Linked DNA regions of Homo sapiens: region 2 is linked to region 1. Evidence: chromatin loops called from intact Hi-C (ENCODE). Cell type or tissue: K562. All regions are shown on one strand. Each heading gives the region's core, and the rest is flanking DNA. Links, peaks and the distances in the headings are about the cores only.

Region 1 (5,668 bases), core at 286-5,285:
CTGCTTCTTTTTGACAATGATTTTCTCAAGCTCTGTACTTCAGTTTTCACATCTGCAAAATTAGGCTAAAAATTTCTCTCAAAAAGTTGCTATGCTTTAAGTTTAAGAAAACACATAATAGGCACGCTGTCATATACACAAGCATTTTCTACATCAATGTTATAGACCCTATTTCTTACTGTTTAACAATATACTTAGATTAACATCCGTATATTTAATAAAACAAAATTTTAATTGAAGGGAAGAAAATTAGGCAAATTATTTACCATGACCAAATTTGTCCATAATTACAGTTTACTCATTTGTAACTTACCCAAATATCATTCTTTTATATATAACACAAATTAGTACATATCATTGATATTCTTTCTCTGATAATGTCTACTGCTGTAGAGAAAAGACTTCATTAAATATTGTCAAAATCCTGCTATTTTCACATAGTCCTTAATGCTTTTGAATCCTGGGAAAGTGGTATTGATTATCATCTTACTTAGTGTCACATCTTCCAGAATTTTTATGGGAGTGGTGACAATTGCCACTGCCCACAAAGTGGCTATGAATGAAGATTAAACAGCTGCTTTGATTCTAGATTGTTATCACCCAAATTGAAATGTCATAACACATTGTATAGAGAAGGCAAGCAGCTTACTGAGGAGGAAATCTCCTAATATTGACATCCTACCTATTTATCTAAATCAATTCTAAAGACAAAAATATCAAATCAATGTTAATCAAATGGAATGCAAGCTGACCCTGAGTATAAGGGGAAGGAAATGTTACTCAAAACATGTGACCAGCTAGTTTTTATATCCTTTTACTTTTCTTCTTTTAAAAATATATAAAAATAAAATAACTACAAAATTACACATACATGATTGTCTGCTTCAATGATGTAGTTACCGTCTGTTTTTAGGAAGAAAGTTTCTTCTCCAGAAGCTGTACCATTGATGTATATTGTACAGTTGGGAGAAGCAATTCAAAGAACTAAGGAGGGAGTAAACTTCCAATAAGTTCCTTTGCAAGATATTTCAGGGATGCTAACAATGAACCCAACTGAGGATCTGTGGTTCTTCCTCCTGGGATTTTTTTTTTTTTTTTTGGAAGTTGCTGGGTTTCTTTTAAATACTCTTAAACAAAAGGGAAGGGTGTATAATTGGAAACAATGGCTCTGAACCAGATCACAATATCTGGTCTCGTGTGTGTGTGTGTGTGTGTGTGTGTGTGAGTGTAGAGACAGAGACAGGATCTTGCTATGTTGCTCAAGCTAGTCTCGAACTCTGGGCCTCAAGCAATCCTCCCACCTCAGCCTCCCAAATTGCTGGAATTACAGGTGTGAGCTACCACACCTGACCCTCAATCTGGACTTTAGCCAACTGAGTGATCAGTTACTTGTTGTAAGAGATCTCCATTCTAGTGTTTTTGAAGATGACAGAAACCCCTCAATGTAAGAAGAAATTTAAAGGAAAATGCCATGTGTGGTTACTTCTGAAAATTCACACACTTTAGAGTTTTGTTATACGCAAGGTAGTAGAAATCATACTATAAAAGTGTCAAGTTTAAAGAGTTTGTATGTTCTATGTCAAAAATTGTTTTCTATCCCATCCTCCAAAACTGTATCTTGTAGACACAGATGTGAGAATTTAGTTTAGTAGATGTTCATCACTGTTATAAGTGACCCCAATTTACAGAATTTATCTTCTGTTTTCTGTTGTCACATCAACCAGTCTAATATAATTAGACACATGAAGTAAATGTATTTTGTAGGTTTAAAATATGCCATCTGCTTGACAGTTATACATATTGCAACCACCATTTAGTGCCAGCATTATAAAAAAATTATATATATATTTTTTGGGGGGAAACAGAACTACTTTGTTGCCCAGGCTGGAGTGCAGTGGTGCAATCTCAGCTCACTGCAACCTCCACCTCCTGGGTTTAAACAGTTCTCGTGCCTCAGCCTCCCAATTAGCTGAGATTACAGGCACGCACCACCACGCCCGGCTAATTTTTGTATTTTTAGTAGAGACAGGGTTTCACCATGTCGGCCAGGCTGGTCTAGAACTCCTGACCTCAAGAAATCCACCTCAGCCTCACAAAGCGCTGGGATTACAGGCATGAGCCACCGCGCCAGGCCATAAATAAATATTATCACAAGAAATTAAATCAAAGTAATCTCACTTTTAATTGGCAAAAATTAAAAAAAACTCAAATTACGTGGTCTTAAGGAAAAAGAGTTTAAGCTTTACAATATATTGACAACATAGTAACATTAAAAATTAAAAGCAAATATTATTTTATAGATTAAAAAAATCACCCAGGTAGATCCTGCGCCTGGCCAGCCCCGCCCAGCCTTCCCTCCGGCCCACCTGACGGCCTTGCGTCTCTCCTCCTCCCCAACTTGTGGCCGGCAGCTGCCCTCCAGCTTTGGCTCCGTGGACTGGCTCTCCCAGAGCAGCTGCTCAGAGCCGACTCACACCTCCAGGCCTGCCAGGTCTCCCAGGGGAGCCTCCCTGGCCTGTGTCAGATATCCGGCACCCGGGAGCCCCCTCAGGCCGTCAGCATCAAGGAGTCTAGGTCCTCAAATCGGCCTGCGCCGGAGAGGACCGTGGTTGGGTTGAGTAAGGGGCCAAACCCCTGGCGGGCCCCCAGTGTCCGCACAGCCTTCACCACTGAGTAGTTCCGCGCCTTGGAGACCGTCTTCCGGTACCACCAGTACTTGGGCTCTCAAGAGCGGAAGAGGCTGGCCAGGGAGATGCAGCTCTGGGAGGTCCAGATAAAAACCTGGTTTCAAAATCCCCGGATGAAACACAAAGGGCAAATGCAGGACTCCCAGCTGAATAGTCCCTTCTCTGAGTCACTCCATGCGTCCCTGGCTTTCCATTCCCTGTCTTCTGGCCTTCCCAATGGCCTGCAGCTGCTGTGCTCTCGGGCACCCCTGCCCAGGCCCCAGGCTCTGATGCTGCCCCCGGCTCCTTCTGGGGTCTCTGCCGAGTGGGACAAGAAGCCCTGGCCTCTGCATGGGCTTCCTGCTGTGGGCAGCCTCTGGCGTACCATCCCCCAAGCCCAGGAAGTGGCGTGAATCCGCTAGGACCAGCCCTGTCTACGGGGCTCTGAGGCCTGTGTGCTCTGCTGGAGACAAGGGTTGCATTTTGAGTAAGCGCCTCTGACTCCATGCCTCCCACACACGCGGCCTTGTGCAGATCGCACCTGGCACCTACCTGGAGGACTCAGCTGTTCTGTTTATATCGTGGGGGCACCTCTCACCCTGACCCACACAAAGGTTCTGGAGATTTCTGGAGAATGTATTTATTAAAGCTACCTCTTTACTGAAAGTTACCAAAAGGGTCGGTTTACGAAGTAAATGAAGGGTCAGTGAACAGAGTCAGACGCAGAAGTGGGTTTGTTATTGGTAGGGCTTTCAGCATATGATAAAAGGATAATTTGTTTTTTAAAAAGTGTTGGAAAAACTGTTTTTCCATTTGGAAAAAGTAAAGGTTGTAAGCTTTGTGTGTAAAAAAAAAAAACCATGAAGGATTGGAAGGGAATGCAGGTGTCGTGTTTATAACTTTGTGGTTCGAGTTCCTTTTAACAAGGACGCCGAAGCTGGAAAGCAGGAGGGACAAGGGTGAAAATTAAGGCGGGGTGCTGGGGCCCTGCAGTGCGCTCTAGGTCGTGCGTGAGCTGGGACTGTGCCCGCAGCCTGCTGGGGGCTGCTCTTCTCCAGCCAGGGAAAGCAGAAAGCAGGGCAGCTGGAACCTGCTGCTGTGCCTGGACCGAAGCCTCCAGCATGTGCTTACCTATCCCCCTCCTCGCAGCAGCCTCAGGACAAAACAGAATGACTCAAGGACAGCATTTCCTGCAGAAAGTCAGGAAGTGCCCATTATGGGAGGCATGGAAGCCCCCCCACCCCGGGTAGTACTCTCCCTCATTGATGGACCATTCTTGGTGCAGACTCCTCACTGCACACACCAAAGCTGAGACAAGAGCGCATCCGTCCACGTCGCCCCAGGAGGTAGGCAGCGCGAGGCGCCCAGACAGACGGGTTCAGCCTGCAAGACTGTGAGGCGACTTGTGAAACCGACCCAAGCATTCCAACAGGAACAAAAGTGTGGTCCTGTGGCCACGTCCACAGCAAGTTCCACTTTCCCCTTGCTCATTTCTGCGTTGTTGGAGGTGTTTACAACCAGCATGTGCTTTTATAACACAACCTCAGGTAAGAGTGGAAGAGCTGCCGTGCGTCCTGGAGAGTGATAATGTGACGGAAGCCTGGGCGAAGCCCTCGGAGAGCAGTGGCTGGACAGGGGCTCCTGGGTGGGGCTTGGACAGCACTGATTTGTGGGTGTGGAAGGGGCCACGTTGTCCGTGATAAAAGTAAAAATGCGCCGCCAAAAAAAAAAAATCACCCAGCACTTTGGGATGCCCAGATGGGTGGATCACTTGAGGCAAGGAGTTCAATTCCAGCCTGGCCAACATGGTGAAACCCCGTCTCTACTGAAAATACAAAAATTAACCAGGCATGGTAGCCTGGGCCTGTAGTCCCAGCTACTCAGGAGCCTGAAGCACGAGAATCGCTTGAACCCGGGAGGTGGAGGTTGCAGTGAGCAGAGATGGCGCCACCGCACTCCAGCCTAGGTGACAGAGCAAGACTCTGTCAAAATTTAAATATATATATATTTATATTACATATATATTTAAATATATATATTTATATTACATATATTTAAATATATATATTTATATTACATATATATTTAAAAATATATATATTTATATTACATATTTAAAAAATATATATTTAAATATATATATTTATATTACATATATTTTAAAATATATATTTATATTACATATATATTTAAAAATATATATTTTTAATCACAGTTGGAAGAATGTACATCTAAGAAGTTGCCACAAGATTTTTGTATCTTTGTGGTAGACTGTGATAAAATATGTTTGACCAGTGAATTAATTCACAGAACACATTTAGGTTAAAAATAAAAACAGAAGAGTAAATTTTATAGCTTTTATTACAACTATGGCCAAAAAGTGAGCCATATAGAGGGAGCCTGTTGTCACTGCAACAAGAGGGAAGAACAGAATAGCTTTTGCTATTCTGTTGCTGTACACTCTTGGATATTCCAAGAAACAAGATTCGAATATCATATTGGCAACTATTGCAAATGTAGATATTTGTGGATTAATCAATGTAAAGTAGGTACATTTTGTTTGGACCTTTATTTATTTTTCTACATTCTCCCCCTTTTGTATAGTGCTTCCTCTCTACCTTCAGTAAAGAATCGCCTACCATTTTGGCAGAGGTGGGTGGAAAGTTTCTTAGCTGGGCCTTAAATTCCTGCCTGTGGGGATCTCAGACTAAAACTATATATTCCTTGATATTATGAATATAACAAAGATGTTATTTTTCATATTAGGGTATGTTTCATACAGTACTTTGCTGAATGGTCTCATTTCTTCTATGCTAATTTGTTAAAAAGATATAGATTCAAATGATGAAATAATATATAAATAGGATTTATTCAATAAATATTGAAGTATTACAAATACTTAGAAGTGTTCCATTTTTTGAATCTGTTGATTCAATCCTCATAATCCATTTGTTCGTTGTAATTTCACATTTAAAAAAGGCTACTTGATTCTCAGTAGCTGA
Region 2 (5,668 bases), core at 423-5,422, 120 kb before region 1:
TAACACTGCATACTCATGGACATAAAGATGGAAACAATAGACACTGGGGACTACTAGAGAGGGTAGGGCAGGAGGGGAGCAGGTATTGAAAAACTACCTATTGTGTACTATGCTCAGTACCTGGGCGAGATCCACTGTACATCAAACTTCAGCATCACACAATATACCCAGGTAACAACCCTGCACATGTACTCTCTGAATCTAAACTAAGAGTTGAAAAAAAAAACATAAAATAAAAATAAAAGGAAAAGTAAAAATGCTGTACCTATGGAGGGCAAATGAGATAAGCAGTATTCTTTTAAGAAAGTTAGCCTAGTCAGGCTTATTTCTGACCTTATTGGGATATATTATATCATGGTCAGTCAACTTAATAGAGAGGATATGATTTAACACAGGATTTAATTTTTATTCTTATGATACATAATGAAAAAAGACTTTACCTGCAACATCTTGAATTGCTTTCTCTGTAAATGCTTAGTTTTGAAATTTTCATTGAATTAGCACAACAGAAAAGTCAACTACTATTGTCTTCACTAGTCTCCCATATGGATTTGTTTTCCTGCAAGCACATACACAGACCTACATAGACACACACACACACACACACACACACACACACACACGGCAGCACTGTCCAAACACAAGATGAAAGGAGATACTGGTACACCAAGAAAAGTAATTGGTACATTATGTCATAGTGAGCTTACTCCATAACTCTTGCTAACTAGTGGGAGACAAATACAGTATGCAGTGAAATACTCAAAATTTATCTAAAGAAAAATCCCTTCCAAAATGGAATACTTACATCAATATTAAAGTATGATAAAATATTTTGCATTTACTCTGAATATTTTTAGTAAACCTTCAAAGAATATAACTAGAGATTTTATTGACATATTTAATGTAAATGTACAGTGGTAGAGGATAATTTCTAGAAGAGATAAAAATCTTAGATTTTACTATTAGCTAAATTCATCTCAGATATTTATATCCATAATGCTTAACATGAAATACCCTGATTTTTTTAGAAATCTTAAAGCAAACTCATGTGTAATTGCAGGTGAAATAAAGCTAAATTAAATTATAAATGTATTATTATATTAAAAAGGTTAAACTTCTCTGCAAGTTACATAGGAACTTTTCAAGTTGTTTTCTATAGATACATTAGTATAATTTAGAAATTTTATATCAGCTTAATTTTTCAGAAAGTTTTCAAGAAAACAGGGTAATTCAACAGCTATATCATGATTTTATTATCTAAAAATTTTGCTAAATGTATGATGCTGAAGAAAAGCAAAAATGCAATCTCAAAAAAAGTATTGAGCCCTAAATATTAATCTCAGATTTATGTGCTAACTGAAAAACTCTATTCCCCTTTCCATGACTTGCACTTTTCTGTCCAACTTGTATAGAAATTGGGAAAATATTGAAAGAAAATAAAATCTTTCTACCAAAAAGACACATACACTTGTATGTTCACTGAAGCATGTAGATGATTAGTGATTGAACAATATAAGTATTTTTAGAGACGTTGTAAAACACTATGAAATAAAGATCTTCTTTATATTCCTCGTTTCAGGAAACTTTGTATCCCACTGTTACTAAGTAATCAATGTATGTTTTTGGCATTTCTAAATAATCAATGTATGGTTTTAGTATTTAATTTTGGGCTTACCCACTGCCATCTTCCCATTTCTTATTTGTTCTTATTAATTTATAATCCAAAGCATGGGTTTCTACATCTCTTTAACTGCCTTGAAAATACGTTTTTATATTATTTTTTTACAGTAACATTTTATAAAATAAAGTGAATTTCTTCCCATAGAACTGCACTGTAGAGGCCAGGAGCAGTGGCTCACGCCTGTAATCCCAGCACTTTGGGAGGCCAAGGCAGGAGGATCGCCTGAGGTCGGGAGTTCGAGACCCACCTGGCCAGCACTGTGAAACCCCGTCTCTACTAAAAATACAAAAAAAAAAAAAAAATTAGCCGGGCGTCGTGGTGGGCGCCTGTAATCCCAGCTCAAAGTTTCACCCTCAGAGGGAACCGAGACTCGGAAAGTAATAGAGAAATTGGCCCACTTTGTGGCAGAAGAAGGCCCCGCGATAGAAAAAAGTAGCTATAGAGGACTACAAGGAAAACCCGGCATTTGCATTTTTGCAGGATAAGAATAGCAGAGAATTTCTCTACTACAGAAAGAAGGTGGCTGAGATAAGAAAGGAAGCACAGAAGTCGCAGGCAGCCTCTCAAAAAGTTTCACTCCCAGAGGATGAAGAGGTCAAGAACCTTGCAGGGAAGTTGGCCAGGTTCGTAGTAGACTGGCATCCGGAGGTGGAAACCATCGCCCTCCAGAACAACTGTGAGAACCAGGCATTCAGCTTTCTGTACGAGACTAACAGCCAAGGATACAAGTACTACCGATAGAAGCGGGAGGAGTTCCGGAAAGCCAAGGCCGGCTCCACAGGCAGCCTCAGGGCACCCGACCCCGGCCTGAAGCCCAAGTCCCCTCCTGAGGCCCTGTTAGGGTCTTGCCTCCGGCCACCACTTGTCCCATCTCGTCCCCGCCTGCGCCTCCCGCCCCCCGTTCTCCGTCATCCCTGCTCCAGCCGCTCCAGGGAAGCCAGCCTCGGCAGCCACCGTGAAGAGGAAGCGGAAGAGCCGGTGGAGGCCAGAAGAGAATAAGGCAGAACTCCCACCTGCTGAGCTGGTGCAGAGGGACGTGGACGCCTCTCCCTCGCCTCTGTCAGTTCAGGACCGCAAGGGGTTCGGCTATAAGAAGGGGAAGCCCGTGGGTCTAGTGGGCGTCACGGAGCTGTCGGACGCCCAGAAGCAGCAGCCGAAGGAGCAGCAGGAGATGCAGCAGATATACGACATGATCATGCAGCACAAGCGGGCCATGCAGGACATGCAGCACCAGCACGGCTACCACAGCGACGAGGAGGTGGACAGCGAGCTGGGCACCTGGAAGCACCAGCTGCGGCGCATGGAGATGGACAAGACCAGGAAATGGGCCAAGCAGCTGACAAAGGTGGGCTAGGGCAAGCATTTCATGGGAGACTTCCTGCCTCCCGACGAGCTGGAGAAGTTCTGGAAATCCTCAAGGCCCTGAAGGAGAGCCGTGAGCCTGACTACTCGGAGTACAAGGAGTTCAGGCTGACTGTGGAGAACACTGGCTATCAGATGCTGATGAAGATGGGCTGGAAGGAAGGCGAGGGGCTGGGCTCGGAGGGCCAGGGCATCAAGAACCCAGTCAACAAGGCCACCACCACAGTGGAAGGTGCCGGCTTCAGCATTGACCGGCTGGCCGAGTTCTCCAAGGAGGACGACGAGTACGAGGCCTTCCGCAAGAAGATGATGCTGGCCTACCGCTTCCGGCCCAACCCCCTGAACAATCCCAGACGGCCTTACTACTGAGCGTTCTGGAAACAGGTATGAGAACCGTGCTGTGTAATAAAGTCCCCGTGCTCATTGAAAAAAAAAAAAAAAAATTGGAATGGGTGGAGGAAGACATTGAGGATTTAACTTTTTAATACTTATTATTTGCATATTCTACATGACAACTTCTCCATTGCTCACAAACTCCCAAAAATCTCTCTTCTCCCTCCTTACCCAGGAAAAAAAGGAATCCCAGAACTCAAGGACACAAACTCAATGCTACCCTGACGCAAATGGAGAGTGAAAGAAAATAACACTCTATCCATTTTCTGGTGCTATGGCAAAATAAAAACTAGACAGTTATTAAATTTCTCAATACGTTATTCTGCCACATTTAATTCTTAGTAAATCAGACTGCCACATCACGCACAGAAATAGATTTTGCTTTAACTCTCTATTGAATGCATGGAAGGTTTGTGCTTGGTGGAAAGCAGGGAAAATGGAAGGCAAAGAGTGTCTTGTTCAGTAAAATATATATTAATAGACATTCCCTTGTGTACTATAGAAAAAGTGAGTGAAATACTTATAAAGGCTGTTTCTGATACCTCTAGAGCACTGAGTTTTTATTCTGAGCTAATATAATGACCATGAAAGCCTAGCATTTATCCTCACACTCACACAAAATTGATCCCCAATTTTATATTTATTTTAACACATCACTCTGGATTACACCTTCATAGAACAGAATGTTTTTATACATGAGAGGAATGGTCTCTTTTCTGCAATTTTGTAATGTTTGCTCTCCGCAACTCCCACCCCCTCCCTTTTATATATTATAGAGAAATTTTGGTTCTATGAATGAAATATCTGGGCTCATTACATAAAATGGGTCTTTCCCAGTTTTTTTATTGAAAATTTGAGGACAATAGACAACGAGACTTGCCACATTATAAAACAAATATGTAACTTCCAGAGTCCTCCCACCCCAGACTCCACCTCCTTTTTTAGAGGGAAGATAAGCCAAACTAGTGTTTCAATCTTCACTCCTACCAATCCAGCCATATAAGCAGAAAATGGAGAGCACTGGAGGAAGAAACTGAGTCTGTTCATGCTCAGCTCACTAGGATAACTGAAAGGAGCTCCATCTCAGAGAGATTAGAGATGTTTACTAAAGAGAAATTGACATTAATCACTTCTGGTTGGATGTTTCAAAAGCTGTAGAAACCCTTAGGCCCATCCCAGAACTGCCACTGGATGGGAATATGGTAAAAATATTCTTGAGAAACTGACATTTGTCTTTAGTTGTTTGAATATATATATGAATATATGTATATACTCATATATATGAATTTTCATTCATATATATGAATATATATACACACTATATATATGTGTATATATATGTATACTCAGTGTTTACAGCCTGTTTTCCTTCTGAGGAATTTTGAAGACTGTTAGTCTCCTGGGTGAGCCATGATTAGTAGGGCAAGCAGAAAGGGAAGCAGAGACAAAGGCCCAGCTGCATTAATTTATAGGTTAAGAGATGCCATAAAAGTAGCTCTGCCAAGTCAGGATACACACTGTACAGTATGTATACCCTGAGGAAGGCAGCTTCAAAAGAGTCCACCAATACACCCCATGAAAAGACAACATTCTGATGCCAGCCAATAGAATGGGAATGCTAGTGGAAACGTACTAGTATTCTCTGTTTGCCTACACCAAAAGGATCTTATCAGAGTGGCTATGTCTGCCATGGAATAGTTGTGGAATACAGTGTGAATTCTAAGAAACAAACAAACAATAGCAAGAATCTAGAATATTCCCAACACTTTTGAAAAACTAAGCGGATTTTTTTAAATCAATGTATTTGGTGTAGAACAGCTAGAACACTTTTTTTAAAAAAATATTAGTTTCTATTAAAATAATGTTGATAGCATTTTTTGTAAAAGCACATAAAGTGGTAAATTAGTGATTTTTGAAGACTATTATTTCACATATTTACTGGAAAAATCATGCATTTGTTCCAATGGTCAGCCAAAAATATTTATCATTTAAATGCTTAGAAACTGCAAAATAAGAATGAAGGTTTGTTGTTTGACCTTTTGTTTCAGTTGCCTAGATTATTGGCTATGTTTTCAAATTATCCTTTTAATGTTTAAAGTATAGCTCTAGTTTTAAGTATATTAAATTTTGTATTTTTCTGATTAGAAATTCTAATAAATGTGTAAATTGTATCTTTTTTTAATTTTATATTTTATTATTATTATCCTTTAAGTTTTAGGGTGTAAATTGTAT

What was found. A loop is a pair of places that touch in the nucleus more often than their neighbours do. Peaks named below come from ENCODE experiments on the same cell type or tissue, not always from the same donor. Only the 100,000 strongest peaks of a DNase experiment are listed, where the experiment ranks them.
Region 2: a loop joins it to region 1, with 5 times the contacts of the local background. A loop is called at or near these places in 1 of 110 quality-filtered maps.

The regions. Positions count from the first base shown.
Region 1 is chr12:74,289,949-74,295,616 of GRCh38, forward strand. LINC02882 (long intergenic non-protein coding RNA 2882) reads right to left here and starts at 2,683. Exons shown (of 7, transcript NR_038300.1): 1 at 2,367-2,683. It also overlaps the pseudogene VENTXP3. RefSeq lists enhancers at 2,037-2,685, 2,686-3,333. In K562, for the core only: no CTCF peak of the experiment used is centred there; DNase peaks (open chromatin) are centred at 2,763, 3,073, 3,803 and 4,293; H3K4me3 peaks cover 3,293 bases.
Region 2 is chr12:74,168,419-74,174,086 of GRCh38, forward strand. All of the region lies in intron 4 of LINC02882 (long intergenic non-protein coding RNA 2882), which reads right to left. It also overlaps the pseudogene LOC100128674. Among named protein-coding and RNA genes, the nearest start is that of LINC02882, 120 kb to the right of the region's middle. RefSeq lists an enhancer at 2,681-3,181. In K562, for the core only: no CTCF peak of the experiment used is centred there; DNase peaks (open chromatin) are centred at 2,593, 3,343 and 4,343; H3K4me3 peaks cover 1,872 bases.